Regions from separate parts of the Homo sapiens genome. Here region 2 is linked to region 1. The links are chromatin contacts, found by Hi-C or POLR2A ChIA-PET in ENCODE. All regions are on one chromosome and are shown on one strand. Each heading gives the region's core, a stretch centred on a gene start or an enhancer-like site at or near the end of the contact. The rest is flanking DNA. Distances are from core to core; before and after follow the strand shown. Region 1 holds the start of TP73-AS3 (TP73 antisense RNA 3). Region 2 holds the start of RNF207 (ring finger protein 207).

Region 1 (7,623 bases), core at 2,623-5,122:
CACGATTCAGTGCAGGTCTCTCCTTCCTGCTATCACAGTCTTTGCCGGCTGCATCATGACTACCAACCAGTCCCCTCATAATTACAAGAGTCTCCTGTCATGTTTTCTTCTGGAGCGAGGCATGCTCCAACTTGCTTCTGGGTTCTTAATTTTTGATCAGGGACGGCTCCTTGACTAATTATTTGGCAGTAATGAGGGAGGACAGATCGAGTTGTGAAAGTCCCCCCCAAGCTTTTAGAAGGAAGCTGCAAATTAAAAAATGAGGTATTGGTAAACAGGATGCTAATTGGATTAATATGAAAATGATGAATTCTGATAAAAATAGCAAAATACACCGTTGTAAGATTGAGGCCAGTATAACTCCAAGAATTCATTGTCTAATGTTCAGCTGGTCAGTCTGGTCTTTGAAAGTATTAGAATAACAGAAAGAGTCTACTCTTGACGATGAAGTATACGGTTAGTAATTTATGCAAAACAGAACTTTAAAACCGGAAGGACTTGATATGAGTGGGGTGCATGGAAATCATTCGTATTTTGAAGTTTCATAACTCTGACCCCTAGGTCCTTTGGTTTGTCTCTCTTTTCTTTTTTTTTTTTTTTTAGACAATTTCTCTCTCTGTCACCCAGGCTGGAGTGCAGTGGCATGATCTTGGCTCACTGAAACCTCCACCTCCCAGGTTCAAGCGATTCTCCTGCCTCAGCCTCCTGAGTGGCTGGGATTACAGGCATGAACCACCGTGCCCGGCCTTTTTTTTTTTTTTTTTTTTTAAGAGACAGAATCACCAGGCAAGGTGGCTCACACCTGTAATCCCAGCACTTTGGGAGGCCAAGGCAGGTGGATCACCAGGTCAGGAGTTTGAGACCAACCTGGCCAACATACAGTGAAACCCCATCTCTACTAAAAATACAAAAATTAGCTGGGTATAGTAATTCCAGCTACTTGGGAGGCTGAGGCAGGAGAATCGCTTTTGAAGCCAGGAGGCGGAGTTTGTGGTGAGCTGAGATCGCACCATTGTACTCCAGCCTGGGCAACAAGAGCAAAACTCTGTCTCAAAAAAAAAAAAAAAAAAAAAAAAAAAGAGAGAGAGAGAGAGAGAATCTCACTCTGCAGCCTAGGCTGGTGTGCAGTGGTGCAGTCACAGCTGACCACAGCCTCCAACTGCTGGGCTCAGGCCATCCTCTTGCCTGTGTCCTGAGTAGCTGTGACCATAGACACACACCACCACATCCAGTTAATTTAGTTTTGTTGTTTCTTGCTTTTAGAGACAGGGTCTTGCTATGTATCCCACACTAATGAATGTAAAATCTTAAAATGGTGCCTGGTGCAGAGTAAGCTGTGTGTTGGTGGGGTGTAATTATGGGTCATATTGACAGTTTCACTTCTGCGGCATGCCCTCAGGAACTCACTGATGCACACAGAGGGACCTGCTGGCAAATACTGAAGAGCTGTGGGGAGAAAGGAAGGGGTCTGACAGTGAAGGTGGGTGCGTGGGCGGGGGGCTTTTAATGGTCCCTCTGCTGGCTCCCTCCCCACCACCTCCTGCCCACCTCCCTGGCCTTGGCTGCAGGCTAGGGTGCCCTTTGACCTCAAAGAGGCCTGTCCTGTGTGTCTCACTGAGCAGGAACAAACCGTCCCAGAAGCCCTTCAGCTCGGAAGTGAGTAAGCATTGGCGGTGGGGATGGTGCTCTGAGCAGACGCGACTCAGTGCCATGCGGGCGTCTCTCCCAGGGCGGCTTTCAGACTGACCCCCAAACAGAGGGCTCAGAAAAGATGTTTTTCAATGAGGGACATTTATGGTTGGCAAAAAAAAGTGGCTCCCCAAAGGTCTTCACGTCCCAATCCCCAGAACCCGTGTCTATGTTATTTCCCATGGCAAAGGGGACCGTGATTCAGCTATTTTGAGATGGGGAGGCCATCTGGCAGGATCCAGGTGGGTCCAGTGTCATCAGGGGGCCCCACAAGAGGGGTGAGAGAGGGAGCTGATGATGGAGGCAGAGGTTGGAGGGATGCATTTCAGAGATGGAGGAAAGTGTCACATGCCAAGGAATATGCCTGCGGAAGCAGGAGAGGACGGGGAGGTAGGGATTGTCCCAGGGCCTCCAGAACCAAGAGAAGACAGGGGAGTAGGGATTCTCCCAGGGCCCCCCAAAGACAGGAAGAGGGGGAAATGTATTCTCCCGGGGTCTCCAGAAGCAGCCAGCCCTGCCCGCAGTTTGGCTTTAGCTCCCTGGTACCCATCTCGGACTCTGACCTACAGAACTGTAAGAGAGTAAATTTATCTCATTCTGTGCTGCTCATTGTGTGGTCATTGGTTACGGCAGCCACAGAAAACAGACAGTGCGCACATCCGCATGGTCCCCTCTCCAGCTCTTGCCTGATAGGCATAAACGAGGGCAGCTGGGCGCGGTGGCTCACGCTTGCAATCCCAGCACTTTGGGAGGCCGAGGCGGGTGGATCATGAGGTCAGAAGATTGAAACTATCCTGGCCCACATGGTGAAACCCCGTTTCTACTAAAAATACAAAAAATTAGCCAGGCGTGGTGGCACGTGCCTGTAGTCCCAGCTATTCAGGAGGCTGAGGCATGAGAATCGCTTGAACCTGGGAGGCAAAGGTTGCAGTGAGCCAAGATGGAGCCACTGCACTCCAGCCTGGGCGACAGAGAGAGATTCTGTCTCAAAAAAAAAAAAAAAGAAAGAAAAAAAGTAAAAAAGAAAAAAAGGAAATAAACAAGGGCTTGCCCTGTAGTTCACATCTGGACCACCCAGCTTAAAATAGGGCAGGGGAGTTCAGGAATAGCTTTGCAACCCTTGTGTTACGGTGCACAGGTGTGCAAAAATTCTCCTTGAACTCCCCCTTCAGTGTCCCCCCAGGGCTCATGGCCACTGTCACTCTGTGCTAGTTGCTCTTCAGACCAGGGAACAGACTTGGCCATGGCTATGGCCAGGGTCCAGCTGCTATTGCTCCTCCTGTCACCCACCCACCTTTTGTCTCCAACAAGGATGTTGAGAGGAGCCAGGCACCAGCCTCCCTGGGTTCAGGTCTTTCCTCTCCCCTCACTTTCCTATGAACTAGGGGTGGGGGAGGAGGAGTGCCTGCCAGGAGGTCACTGCAGCCAAGGAACCCAAATTGGTGTGCTTGAGAATGACCCATGGATACACTTTCCAAAGAGTCACCCGGCTGCGATGAGGGGCCATCTCCCCTCCTGGAGCCAACAGCCATGAGTAGCTGTCACACACATCCGTGCAGCACCTAGACACACATCCGTGCTGTCCACTCCGTGCTGCTGCAATTGTGGGGGAGGAAGGTGGCACAGTGGCAGCGACACACACTTCCCTCTCCAAAATTGGGGCGGGGCTCCTCAAAATCCTCTGACCAGCATTAAAGATTCAGAATTTGATATTATGGCTGCATATAATGTTGAATTATCTGAACTTGCTGCACGTGTGTGTGTGTGTGTGTGTGTGTGTGTGTGTATTGTTGGTAGGACCAAAACGGTTAATTATCAGCAATTTCATGGTTTGACCTAATATTTTAAAAGAGAGGTTCTTACCTGCTGGAAGCATGTACTGGTGTATTACGGATGAGACGGTCTCATAGGTGGAATTTGCTGTGAAATGCCCCAGGAAACAAAAAGCCAGAGGTCAGAGTGATGAGAGCTGGGGACGGGTGGATGGGTTCCTGGGCCGTTCCCTGTAGTGCTGAGTGTGCTTGGAAGTGTCCACAATGAGGAGTAGAAACGAGTACAAAGCTGGGTGGAGACAGCCCTGTCCTGGCTGCCCTGAGCTCGGCCCTGTCAGTCGCCTTGAGGAGGGTTGGGGGGAGCAGGGATGCAGGGTGGCGCGTGCATGCCAGGTGGCAGGCGGCAGGTGCTGGCTCCAGGCCCGTCTCCAGCCCCAGGGCTCCAGGCCATGCTCCGCCCCCAGCTGCCCTGCAGCTCCAGGCCGGCCACGCTGCCGCCTAGTTTCGCAACTCCAATGTCATCACCTAGGTGACAGGGACGCTGCTGCCACCGCCCGCCTGCGGGAGCCAGGAGCCAGCCGAGGGCCACTTCCACCTGGCCCCACCGACCCTCCGGGGCCCAGGCTTAGCCAAGGTAGGCTTGGGCTTGGCTCGCCCTCCTCTCGGCCTGAGTCGGGGGGAGTCTCCTTGCCACCGTGGGTGCAGTGGCTCCGGGGGCCCACCCTGGGGTGCAGAGAGCCCCTCTACGGCCTCCCAGGAGGCGGCTTGGAAATGCAGTACTGTTCAGGCCAGGGTGGGGAGGCCTTGCCCACAGTTCTCCTGATGGGACAAGCCACAGCTCTGGGGAGCCATCTGCCCCAAGTGGCACATCAGGGCTCCTCGTGTGACCCTAGGATCGGGGGCAGAAGTGGCTCTGGTACCGCCACCTCCACCCCTTGGACCCACCAGGAGCTCTTTCCACTTCCTGCCAAGGAGGCGCAGAGTGACTGCCCCAGCCTGGCACGTCCGGGGGCTTCCCGGCTGGGGGCCGCCATCCTCAGCCTCACACAGCTGATCCAGAACCTCCCAGTTCTCCCCAGCCCCCTCACTCTTTTGTGGCCCCGGAGCCTCTCCCGGCAACAGCAAGCCATGCCCCGGCCTCCCCGGCACTCACGCAGCTACTCCCAAGCCTGACCATGACGTGGACGGCAGGAAGGGGCTGGGCATGTCCTGTTCCTTCTGCCTGGGTCCTGCTTCCAGGGCTGGACTCCCAGGCTGGGGAATCCTCAGGGACCCATCAAACTGGGGGACAGGGGAGGGGCTTGTGGGGATTTGCTGTGAGGAGGGCAGAGTGTGTACGTGGCAGTGCCTGCGGACACATGTGTGCGCATATGTGAATAGGTGTGTCCATGTGCATGTATGTGCAAGTGTGTTGCTAGAGGTGAGAGGGTGGGTAGGGAAACTGAGTGACCAGCTCCTCCCTGAAGCCTTGGGGGAATGTCCGAGGGGCCAGGGCCTCTGGATCCTGTTCCCTTGGCTCTTTGCAAAGTCTCCAGCCTGGCCTCCTGGATGGGCATGTGGCTCGGGGGGCGAGACCATGGGCTCTTCCTGGCTTGCTGTGTCGCTCTGGGTGCGTTTTACACCACTCTGAGGATCTCTCTGCTCATCCCTAAGGCAGGGATGATGATGGGGCCAGGGGACCACATGGGCACAGGTAAGGCAGGGATGATGATGGGGCCGGGGGACCACATGGGCACAGGCTTCTGGAATGTGGGTGTCGTCTCCCTGGGGTCCCGCAGTCTGAACTCAAGACTCAAGAGCCCCATGTCCAGGTGGGGATGTACAGGAGCCCCTTAGAAGTGGGGAAGAAGGCCAGGCGTGGTGGCTCACATCTGTAATCCCAGCACTCTGGGAGGCTGAGGCGGGTGGATCAACAGAGGTCAGGAGTTCGAGAGCAACCTGGCCAACATGGTGAACCCTGTCTCTACTAAAAATACAAAAATTAGCTGGGCGTGGTGGCGCACACAGCTGTAATCCCAGCTACTGGGGAGGCTGAGTCAGAAGAATCATTTGAACCTGGAAGGCGGAGGTTGCAGTGAGCTGAGATCGTACCACTGCACTCCAGCCTGGGTGACAGAGCGAGACTCTATCTCAAAAAAAATAAAATAAAATAAAAAAGATAGGAAAAGAAAAAGAAAAAGTGAGGAGAAATGAGGAGGAAGTCGAGCAATTTAACCCCAAATGGTGCTTCTCCAGCAGTCACTCTGTTCCTGTCCTGACCTGACCTGCTGGGCCCCGCCCGCTCAAACCAAATCATGGATTCTGTCATCGCTTCTTCACGGAGCACCTACTGTGTGCCAGGCGGGTGCTGGGGCTGCAGCGCAGAGAGCAGTCAGGGCTTGGTGGTCTGGCCCGCAAAGAGTCAGCATGTGAATGTCTCTCCATGCGATGGGTGCTGGGAGGGAGGAGCCCTGGCAGGTCTGGGGAAGACCAGCGTCTCTTAAATGGGGGTGCGCGGGCCCTGAGGAGTGAGGCTTCCTGACAGCCGTCCCTCGTGGGTGCCATGCTGGTCAGAGTGGGGTCTGGCTGCACAGCCTCCCTCAGGGCTGGGCTGGAAGCACAGGTCGGCTGGCACCTGTCCAGGTTTCAGGGTTCCAGGGCTCCAGCTGGAACTGCCTCAGGGATGGCAGGGGTGGGCCTGTCCCTGGAGAGGCGTGGGGTGTGGGAGCTGGGAGCGTGACGGGAAGCAGCCCCCTCAGACCTGGAGTAGCATGGAGCCTAGGATCCATTGTGACCTTGGTGGTCCTGTACCCTGTCCAGCTCCAGTTGCTGTTCCTGCCTCTCCCTGACCTACTGGCTGCCCAGGCTGCCCCTTGGCCGAGCTCCACCATGGCCAGTGCCCCTCCATTCGCTTGTGAGTCCCACAAGATCACAGCCCTGCCCAGGGCCTAGGCAGCTCTTGGGCTGACCCAGCCATCGTCGGGAGCCCCCTTCGTGACGGGGGCAAAGGCTGGATCGTTGTCTGCCCTGCAGGAGCCGGGGCCTCCAGAGGACGGGCTGCCTGGCGGGAAGGTGGAGCTCACCGGAGCCCAGCCTAAGCCAGCTGTGGTGCTTCTGAGATGTGCGGCCCTGGGCAGGCTGCTCGCCCTCTCGGGGCCTCTGGGAACACCTGGGGACTTCCCGCTGGGTTCCTCTGAGGATTGAATGAGCTTGAAAATATGGAGGATTTGGCACAGGGAATGCTGGGCAGCAATATCAGAAAGGCAACCCTGAGAGCCAGCGGACAGCCACTCTGAGGAACAGCAGTGGCTGCCTCTGGAAGGAGTGAGGGGTGGGTGGACCCCCGTGATCGCTGCACGGGGGAGGTCACGGGGCTGAGCGGCCACCACTGTGCAGGGGAGGTCACAGGGCTGAGCGGCTGACTCCAGAACAGGAAGGGAACACGCCAGGAGGGAGGATTGCTCACTGAGTCAGGGCGGGACTCAGAGGGACGCATGACAAGTTCAGGGAGTTGACAGCTGTCTGGAAGGGCACGTCTGCTCAGACCGCAGGGTAGGGAGTGGTCAGCAGGGAGACATGTCCACTGGTGCAGCGGGCGTGTCCCAGACCCCTTAGAGAAAAGCCCAGAGCCAGGGGTGAGGGGTATGTGTAGGGTGGGGACATCTCAGAGTGGAGCATCCCCACCAAGGGTGTCCAGAGGAGGGTGGCCAGGTGGGGACAGCAGCTTGAGAAGGGTCATTCTCTCTTGGTTGGAGGAGTGGAAGTGCTTCTCTGGGGAAAGAAAGAAGATTCTGGAGGACAGCACAGGCACTTCCAACATGGGCGCTGGCCGCACAAAGGCTAGTGACACCCGGTGTGATCCCTTGGGGTAGAAAGGGGGTGTGAGAGGAGGATCGGAGGGGGCAGAGGACAGGGATGTGTCTGTGCAGAACGAGGCTGTGGCAGCTCCAGCGAAGGCGGCTGCGGCCCCATCAGTCACCTGCCCTGCTGAGGGCAGCGCTGTACTCATCACCTGTGAACACAGGTATCGACTCAGACACCCACTCTGGCCATAAGCTCCGCTCTGTCCCAGCCCTGGACCCCTCACCCCCTATCCTTGGCAGTCGGTCCTCTGGGTCTTCTTCCTGTGCCCACTGTGCTGGTCTGAACCTCCCTTAGTGACAGATCTGCTCCTACCACCCCC
Region 2 (7,623 bases), core at 1-2,500, 2.5 Mb after region 1:
CTACTGTGGGTCAGGCTCTGGGCTTGACTTTGTAATCGCAAGAGGGGCAGAAACGGGCTGCTCTCAGGACACTCAGGAGAACACGGGCGGAGAAAGCTCACTGATCACGTCGACCTAGCAAGCGAGCGCACGCTGGAGAAAACGCTGGGATCAACACGCATCTGCCAGGCCCAGACGGCAGAGGGGGCACTGCTGGAAAGGCCGGGAACCTCCCCTCTCAACCTCCCACCCAAACCCATCCCTCTTTTGGGAACTTGGCAGGCAATGAGGATAGGGCCTTAATTAAGTGGACGCCCAGTATGTGTATTTCACGTGCGTTATTCCACTGGGGCCTCACCCATTATCAGGACACCAGTTCTATTTTAACCCAGCGCTGAGGCTCTGAGAGGTCAGTAACATGGCCAAGAGCTCACAACCAGCGAAAGGCAGGGCTGGGATTACAGGGCGTCTCACTCCGCCTCCCAAGCGCTGGAAAGTCGGTGGAGGGGCGTCCGCTGCTCTCTGGCGCCCCCAATTGGCCGCCGAGGAAATGAGGCGGCGATGACCTGTTCAGACCCAAATGGGATGGAAGAGTGGGGATTAGCGGGGGTAGGGGGTGGGGTTTGGACTCTTTTTTTTTTTTAAGACAGTCTGGCTCTGTAGCCCAGGCTGGAGTGCAGTGGCGCGATCTCGGCTCACTGCAACCTCCGCCTCCCGGGTTCAAGCAGTTCTGCCTCAGCCTCCCGAAGGGCGCCACCATGCCTGGCTAATTTTTGCATTTTTAGTAGAGACAGGGTTTCGCCATGTTGGCCAGGCTGGTCTCGAACTCCTGACCTCAAGCTATCTGCCCGCCTCGGCCTCCCAGAGTGCCGAGATTACAGGCGTGAGCCACCGCGCCCGGCCTACCCTTGAAGACCCCGCAGCCAAGGTCCTCCGGCCCCGCTCTGCGCGGCGCTCTGGTCTTGGGGCTCCGGACTCTGTCATGCCGGGCAGGGGCCAGTCCGATCCTTGCACCCTTGCCTGGCACCGTCCCTGGAGCCTTGGCGTCCTGGCCTCTCCTCCCCGCGGGCTGGAGGTGGAGTGGCCGGGCCGGAACCAGTGCGCAAAGCAGATGGCGAGCGCGGAGGTCGGTTCGGCCCCGCCGCGCCTCAAGGCAGCAGCCACCCTGGGGAAGGTGGATGCCGGAAGAGGCGTCGCCTGCGGGTCACCCAGAGGACACCCGGCGGGGAATTCCGAGGGTGGGAGTGAGGAGAGGTAGGAGAGGCCACGGCAGAGGGAGGCCCCGCGCAGAGTGGGAACCATCGCCCGGTGCGGGCCTGAACTTCCAGGGCCGGCTACTCCTCGGCAGAGCGACCGCGCGGTGTCTCAGAGCGCGGCCCGGAGCCGCACTAAGAGCGCTGGACGGCGGGAGAGAGGCTCGGAGGACCGGTAGCTCCCAGCAAAGCGGCCCAGCGGGTAGGTACAAGGCCCCGCCCCTCGCCAGTCCTCACTGCCTGTTCTCCCTGCGCCGGGGAGCTCCAGGCCCCAGCCCTAACCTGGGCCCTAGCGGCTCCCCACTCCATGACCTCTGGACGCCCAGTCGGGTCCAGGCGCGATAGGGAGGGCGCGGGCGCCCGGGCAGAGGGGCCGCGGGAGCTCAAGCGGGGCTCCGTGCGTGCCCCAGCCGCCCGCTTGCGCTGTCGCTGCAGATGTCGGGAGCTATCTTCGGGCCCCTGGAGGGCCCGAGCTCCCTGGATGCCCCGAGCATCCACCCGCTGGTGTGCCCGCTGTGCCACGTGCAGTACGAGCGCCCGTGTCTTCTGGACTGTTTCCACGACTTCTGTGCCGGCTGCCTGCGTGGCCGCGCGACCGACGGCCGCCTCACCTGCCCGCTGTGCCAGTAAGTGTCCCAAAGTTCCCCAAAACCCCCCAGACCCCATCCCCCGGGCCCAAGGTTGGCTCTGCCCGAGCTGGGACCCAGGTGCCAGGAGAGTAAGGCTCCAACTTCAGGCAGAACGACTGGGAGATACTGCACCCGGTCCTTAGCTCTCCCCGCCAGAAGTTGCAGGCTTCGGTCCATTTTATAGATCAGCTTAACTGAAGCCTGGAGATTGCAGTTACTGGCCCAAGACCTCCCATCAAAAGTCAGAGGGTAAGGGCGGGGCTCCAGCACTGGTCAGGACGCTCCCGGTTACTCGCTTGGGGGTCCTAGAAGTCTTAGGTCCACAAAACCACAGTTTCAGTTATGTGGGCTCAAGGAACCCAGGAGTGGCTCTGATTTGCCCAATGCCGTGAGAAGATGTCGAGGAGCAGCTTCTGCTTTTGATACTAGGGGACCAACCCCACTGTCTGCAGGAGTGCCCAGGACTGGGCAAGGGTAGGGACCAGGGCAGGGTGAGTGCTGGCTGTGATATTTATAGCAGACCCCAGAGCTGTGGTGCACCCCACCTCCCAACACAGCTATTTTTAGCTCCAGCCTGGAATGTGAGGGGTGGGGGTGGGGAGCCCTGGGGAAGGGGTATCAGAATCTCGGGGCCTGGGCTTCTCTGCAGACACCAGACGGTGCTGAAGGGTCCCAGCGGGCTCCCGCCGGTGGACCGGCTGCTGCAGTTCCTGGTGGACAGCTCAGGGGATGGCGTGGAGGCGGTGCGCTGTGCCAACTGTGACCTGGAGTGCAGCGAGCAGGCAGGGGCGGCAGGGCGGGTGGGTGAGGAGCAGAGGGTACCCGGTTGCACAGTCCCCAATGCTTGCACATGCACTCAGCATGTCTTCAGAGGACGACCTGGCAGTGGATTCTCCAGCACCTCCCTAGGGCACCTTGGCCCCAAATGTGAACCCCATTATACCGGTGGGGAGACTGAGGTCCAGAACAAGGGACTTGAGCCAGTGTCCAGACAGTGGCAGAGGCTAAGGCCATTCGATCTGGGGAGAGCTCACTGGTCCCCAATTCAGGGTGGAGTTGTGGACCTGCACAGGAGGGGCAGTCCAGTTTGCAGGCCTGGGCCGACCCTGAAGGGCCTCTGCTACCCAAGTGGCATAGAAGCAGCTACAGCCCAGGGGAGGTGGGGACAGCATGCTGTTCCCTCTGGGCTGTAAAAGGCACAGGGGACTCTGGCCTGCGGAGGCCAGAAAATGTATCGGGAATCCCAGGAGGACGGCCCGACTGGGGCAAAAGCTCCAGCGTTCTGGACAAGTGCTGAGCAATGTGTGACCCAGACGTACAGAGAGGATTAGCAGGAGGTAGGGACTGCAGGTAGGGCCTGTTATGTCCATCATTGCATGCGTCCATACCAGGGCTGCAGGCCAAGCCCTGGAATCCCAGCCCTGGGTCTGGCTTGGGGAGGAGAACCTTAAAGCCCTCACTGCTCTTCCCCTCCCCCCGCCCCCAAGTGTGACTCCAGATGGCCAGGGTGTACACCACCTTTCGGCCACTATTGAGTGTGCCAAGGGGGCCGTGAGAGGCCCTCACACCCTTTTGTTGCAGGTAAAAAAAAAAAAATTTTTTTTTTTGAGACGGATTCTTGCTTTATCGCCCAGGCTGGAGTGCAGTGGCGCCAACTTGACTCACAGCAACCTCTGCCTCCCGAGTTCAAGTGATTCTTCTGCCTCGGCCTCCCGAGGAGCTGGGACTCCAGGCGCCCGCCACCATGCCCAGCTAATTTTTGTATTTTTATTAGAGACAGGGTTTCGCCATGTTGGCCAGCTCCTGACCTCAGGTGATCCGCCCGCCTCGGCCTCCCAAATTGTTGGGATTACAGGCGTGAGCCACCGCGCCCGGCCTCGGTAAAATGTTTTATAAAGGCAGTTTCTGCCCTCTCCCCGCGTCCCCCACCCCCCTCCACGGACCTACTTACCCAGCCTCTGAGCCGCAGTGCCCTCCTCTGTAAAGTGGGTATATCAGAGCGCCAAGTGCCTGGATTACAGGAAAGGGCTGCGTTTAGCTGCGCACCCGGCCACGGCTGGGACAAACACGCGCAGTGACACGCGGCGGCTGCGGTTCCCGCGCTGGCCGCGGTCGGGCTCTGGCGCTCCTGAGCCCGCGCTCGGCCCGCAGGACGTGGAGACCACGTACTTCTGCAACACGTGCGGACAGCCCCTATGCGCGCGCTGCCGCGACGAGACGCACCGAGCACGCATGTTCGCGCGCCACGACATCGTGGCCCTGGGTCAGCGAAGCCGCGACGTGCCCCAGAAGTGCAGTGAGTGAGGCTTGCGGGGCCGGGGACTTGGGGGTGGGGGCGGGGCGGGCACTGACCGGAGCCCTCACCACCGCCCGCCGCCCCCGCAGCGCTGCACGCAGAGCCCTACCTCTTGTTCTCCACCGACAAGAAGTTGCTGTTGTGCATCCGCTGCTTCCGCGACATGCAGAAGTGCGTACAGGGGACGCGAGGGGAGGGGGCTGGGGGCCGCTGGAGCGGGCCTCACCCGCCGCCTTCTGCAGGGAGAGCCGGGCACACTGCGTGGACCTGGAATCGGCTTACGTGCAGGGCTGCGAGCGGCTGGAGCAGGCGGTGCTGGTGAGCGCAGGGGCCTGGCGCGCGGGGCCGCGCGGCGGCGATCGCGAGCCTGACCACGCCCTGTCCCCAGGCCGTGAAGGCCCTGCAGACGGCCACGCGGGAGGCCATCGCGCTGCTGCAGGCCATGGTGGAGGAGGTGCGGCACAGCGCCGCCGAGGAGGAGGACGCTATCCACGCCCTCTTCGGCAGCATGCAGGTGAGGGGTGGGGGTTGGGGGATAAACGACCCAGCCGGGACCTGGTGACACAGGGCTGGTCCCTTGCCCTTGTGGATTTCCAGTGTAGTGGGGCAGCAGGCCTTGCACCAAGCACTTTCCTGGAGTTGCTAGGAGAGCTGGGAGGGGAAACCAGGGCCTGCCGCAGGCTGGTGGTGGGGGTGTGAGGTGGTCAGGAAAGACTTCCCTGGGGAGGTGACATTTAAGGTGACGGGACCCAAGCCCTCACCAGGCAGCAGATGCAGGGCTGGTAGGTTGGAGAGATACCTAGTGTAACCAGCAGGTGGCTGGGGTCCGGGGGGTAGGCATGGTGGGAGGTGGCAGGGCTGGGGCGCAAATCAAGAGCATGCTCGCCATCTCTCCCAGGACAGGCTGGCAGAGAGGAAAGCGCTGCTGCTGCAGGCTGTGCAGAGGTGAGTTGGGGGGAGCGGGGCTTGCTTCCCTTACCCCTTGGCCTCCATGGCCTCAGCTCAGAGCCTGGGCAGGCCCTGCCCCACCCTGAGGAGCAAGACATCCGAATGTCCTCCCAGCTAAGGAGGGCAGCATGGCTCAGGGTGCAGAGAAGGGGTTCAGGGACGGACATGCGAAGCTGGAGGCGGGTGGGGGATGGAACTGCCCGGCCCTGCTCCTGGCCCCCTGGAAACCAGGCAGCCCCCCTCCCCCAGCCAATACGAAGAGAAGGACAAGGCCTTCAAGGAGCAGCTCTCTCACTTGGCCACCTTGCTGCCCACCCTGCAGGTACAGGGAGCTCGGGGTGCGGGTGGGTCCCTCCTCCTCCCCGGCCAGGCACTGAGCAGCATCCCCTCCCCCAGGTCCACCTGGTCATCTGCTCCTCCTTCCTCAGCTTGGCCAACAAGGCTGAGTTCCTGGACCTGGGCTATGTGAGTCTCCTCTGCTCCTGCAGATGCCCCCTCCCCACCAGGAGCCCACCCTGCAGACCAAAGCCACCAACTCAGGGGTGGGCAGCCTGTCACCTGGAGCCTGGACCAGGGATCTCGGGGCTGACCCCCTCCCAACTCCATCATCTGCAAACCTGTTAGGGTCACTGTTACAAGGACAGTGAAGCCAGGAAGGGGGCATGAGCCTACAGTCCCCCGTGGGGCGGAGTGACCACTGGAGTCCAGCCGCCCCCTCTCCTGTGGATTTGGGGATGGGATGGGGGTTTGTCCGGGTGAGTCCCAGAAGAGGGCTGGCGCTGCTAAGGGACACCAAGTCAAGTGCCAAAGACAGACGTGCTCCGCCTCCATCTCCCCTCTTCCTGCCCCCTGGCTGCCACACCTCCACCGGCCTGAGGCCCTCCTCACTGCCACAGGAGCTGATGGAGAGGCTGCAGGGCATCGTCACGCGGCCGCACCACCTAAGGCCTATTCAGAGCAGCAAGGTGTGCAGTGGCCTGGGTGGGCCAGGGTCGGGGGCCCTGCAGGGCAGTGGAGGCCACCTCATGACCCCATCCCGCTGCCCAGATTGCCAGTGACCACCGAGCTGAATTCGCGCGCTGTCTGGAGCCACTGCTGCTGCTGGGGCCACGTCGGGTGGCAGCTGCTGCAAGTGGTGCTAACACGTGAGCAGCAACCGGGGAGGCCAGGCACAAGGTCCCCAACACTGGGGTGTGGGGGAGGGTGGGCGCTGAGGGGCCAGATCGCCAGCAAGAAGCCAGGTGCCACCATTCCTTCCTCCGTCCTTAGCTCGCCACCCTCCCAGCAGGGTGTCTGGGCACAGGGGATGGCCAGGGCGAGTCCACTAAGTAGGGGAACAGGAAGCCCTGGACCTGAAGTCCATGGCAGACCGGGCTCGGAGCTTGGCTAAAGGAGGAGGGGAGGACTCAGGCCCCCAACTACCACTGCAGCCTCCCCTGGGGTGGGGCGCCTGGGGCTGGGCTGACCGCCACCTAGGTGGCCTGAGGTCATAGGGGGCCTGATTCCTGGACTCATCTGGAGAGGAGTTAGAAGAGATGCTGAAATGGCATGTGTGTGTCCAGGGGCCCCAAGACCAAGAGAGACTGGGCCCACACTTCCTCTGTCCAGCATAGAAGTGAACACACCACTCACTCGGTCCTGGCCCCGGCAGCATTCCGACGGACTTGCTCTTGGCCCCACATCCTGGAACCCACTCCAGGGACTTTAAAAAATAGATGTGGATGTCCGGGTGAGGCCTTGCCTCAGCCTTTTCAAATCTCCTGGTGGCTCTGCTGTGCTCCAGGTGGTGGAGAGGGCTGTGAGATCCCGGAGCAGTCCAGGGGGCTGCCCTGGGAGGCTGGGGGAGGGGCAGACTTCCCCACCCCCCTGCATCCACACTGGCTCTCTCCCCAGGCTGGCAGGGGGCTTAGGCCCCAAGGCGCTGACGGGGCCCCACTGCCCCTCCCCAGTAGGAAAGATGTCGGGGTCACCCGTCCAAAAGCCCACGCTGCACCGGTCCATCAGCACCAAGGTGCTGCTGGCGGAGGGCGAGAACACGCCCTTCGCAGAGCACTGCCGCCACTATGAGGACTCCTACCGGGTGAGGGGGCAGGGATCTGCCGGAGGGGGGAGATGTCCTAACCCACTCCTCACCAAGGTACGCTCAGGGAAATCGAGTTCTCCCAGCTGCTGAAGCTGGGAGCCATTCCTCCACCAAGTCCATGGCAGTAAAAACAGCCTAGGGTGACCCACGCTCTCACACAGCCTCTCTGTGCAGCACCTGCAGGCAGAGATGCAGAGCCTAAAGGACCAGGTACAGGAGCTGCACCGAGACCTCACCAAGCACCACTCGCTCATCAAGGCGGAGATCATGGGAGACGTCCTGCACAAGTCCCTGCAACTGGACGTGCAGATCGCCTCGGAGCACGCCTCCTTAGAGGGCATGAGGGTCGTCTTCCAGGAGGTAGCCCTCCCAAGGACTCTAACTCCAGCCCCACCTGTCAGGGGATACCTGGGCTACCCTAAGACAGTAAGCGGG

The links. A loop is a pair of places that touch in the nucleus more often than their neighbours do. ChIA-PET counts read pairs that join two places held with the same protein, here RNA polymerase II (POLR2A). Pooled maps may share reads with other maps.
Region 2: a loop to region 1 is called in a map with no recorded cell type, with 8 times the contacts of the local background. The contact joins the promoter of RNF207 here to the promoter of TP73-AS3 in region 1. A Hi-C loop is called at or near these places in 1 of 37 single-sample maps with no recorded cell type and 3 of 50 pooled maps. POLR2A ChIA-PET finds 5 or more read pairs at or near these places in 2 of 52 experiments (GM10248 and WTC11).

The regions. Positions count from the first base shown.
Region 1 is chr1:3,665,073-3,672,695 of GRCh38, forward strand. TP73-AS3 (TP73 antisense RNA 3) reads right to left here and starts at 3,873. Exons shown (of 3, transcript NR_187362.1): 1 at 3,553-3,873. All of the region lies in intron 1 of TP73 (tumor protein p73), which reads left to right. RefSeq lists an enhancer at 1,405-1,654.
Region 2 is chr1:6,204,869-6,212,491 of GRCh38, forward strand. It overlaps RNF207 (ring finger protein 207), which reads left to right and starts at 1,251. Exons shown (of 18, transcript NM_207396.3): 1 at 1,251-1,434; 2 at 1,668-1,858; 3 at 2,511-2,643; 4 at 4,013-4,157; 5 at 4,247-4,328; 6 at 4,400-4,475; 7 at 4,546-4,671; 8 at 5,056-5,102; 9 at 5,355-5,427; 10 at 5,502-5,570; 11 at 6,002-6,070; 12 at 6,153-6,250; 13 at 6,999-7,185; 14 at 7,363-7,548. The coding sequence starts at 1,668. It overlaps RNF207-AS1 (RNF207 antisense RNA 1), which reads right to left and starts at 912. Exons shown (of 3, transcript NR_125997.1): 1 at 886-912; 2 at 338-545; 3 at 1-114. RefSeq lists silencers at 281-575, 1,524-1,693, 3,841-4,135, 4,180-4,249 and enhancers at 627-1,446, 1,094-1,323.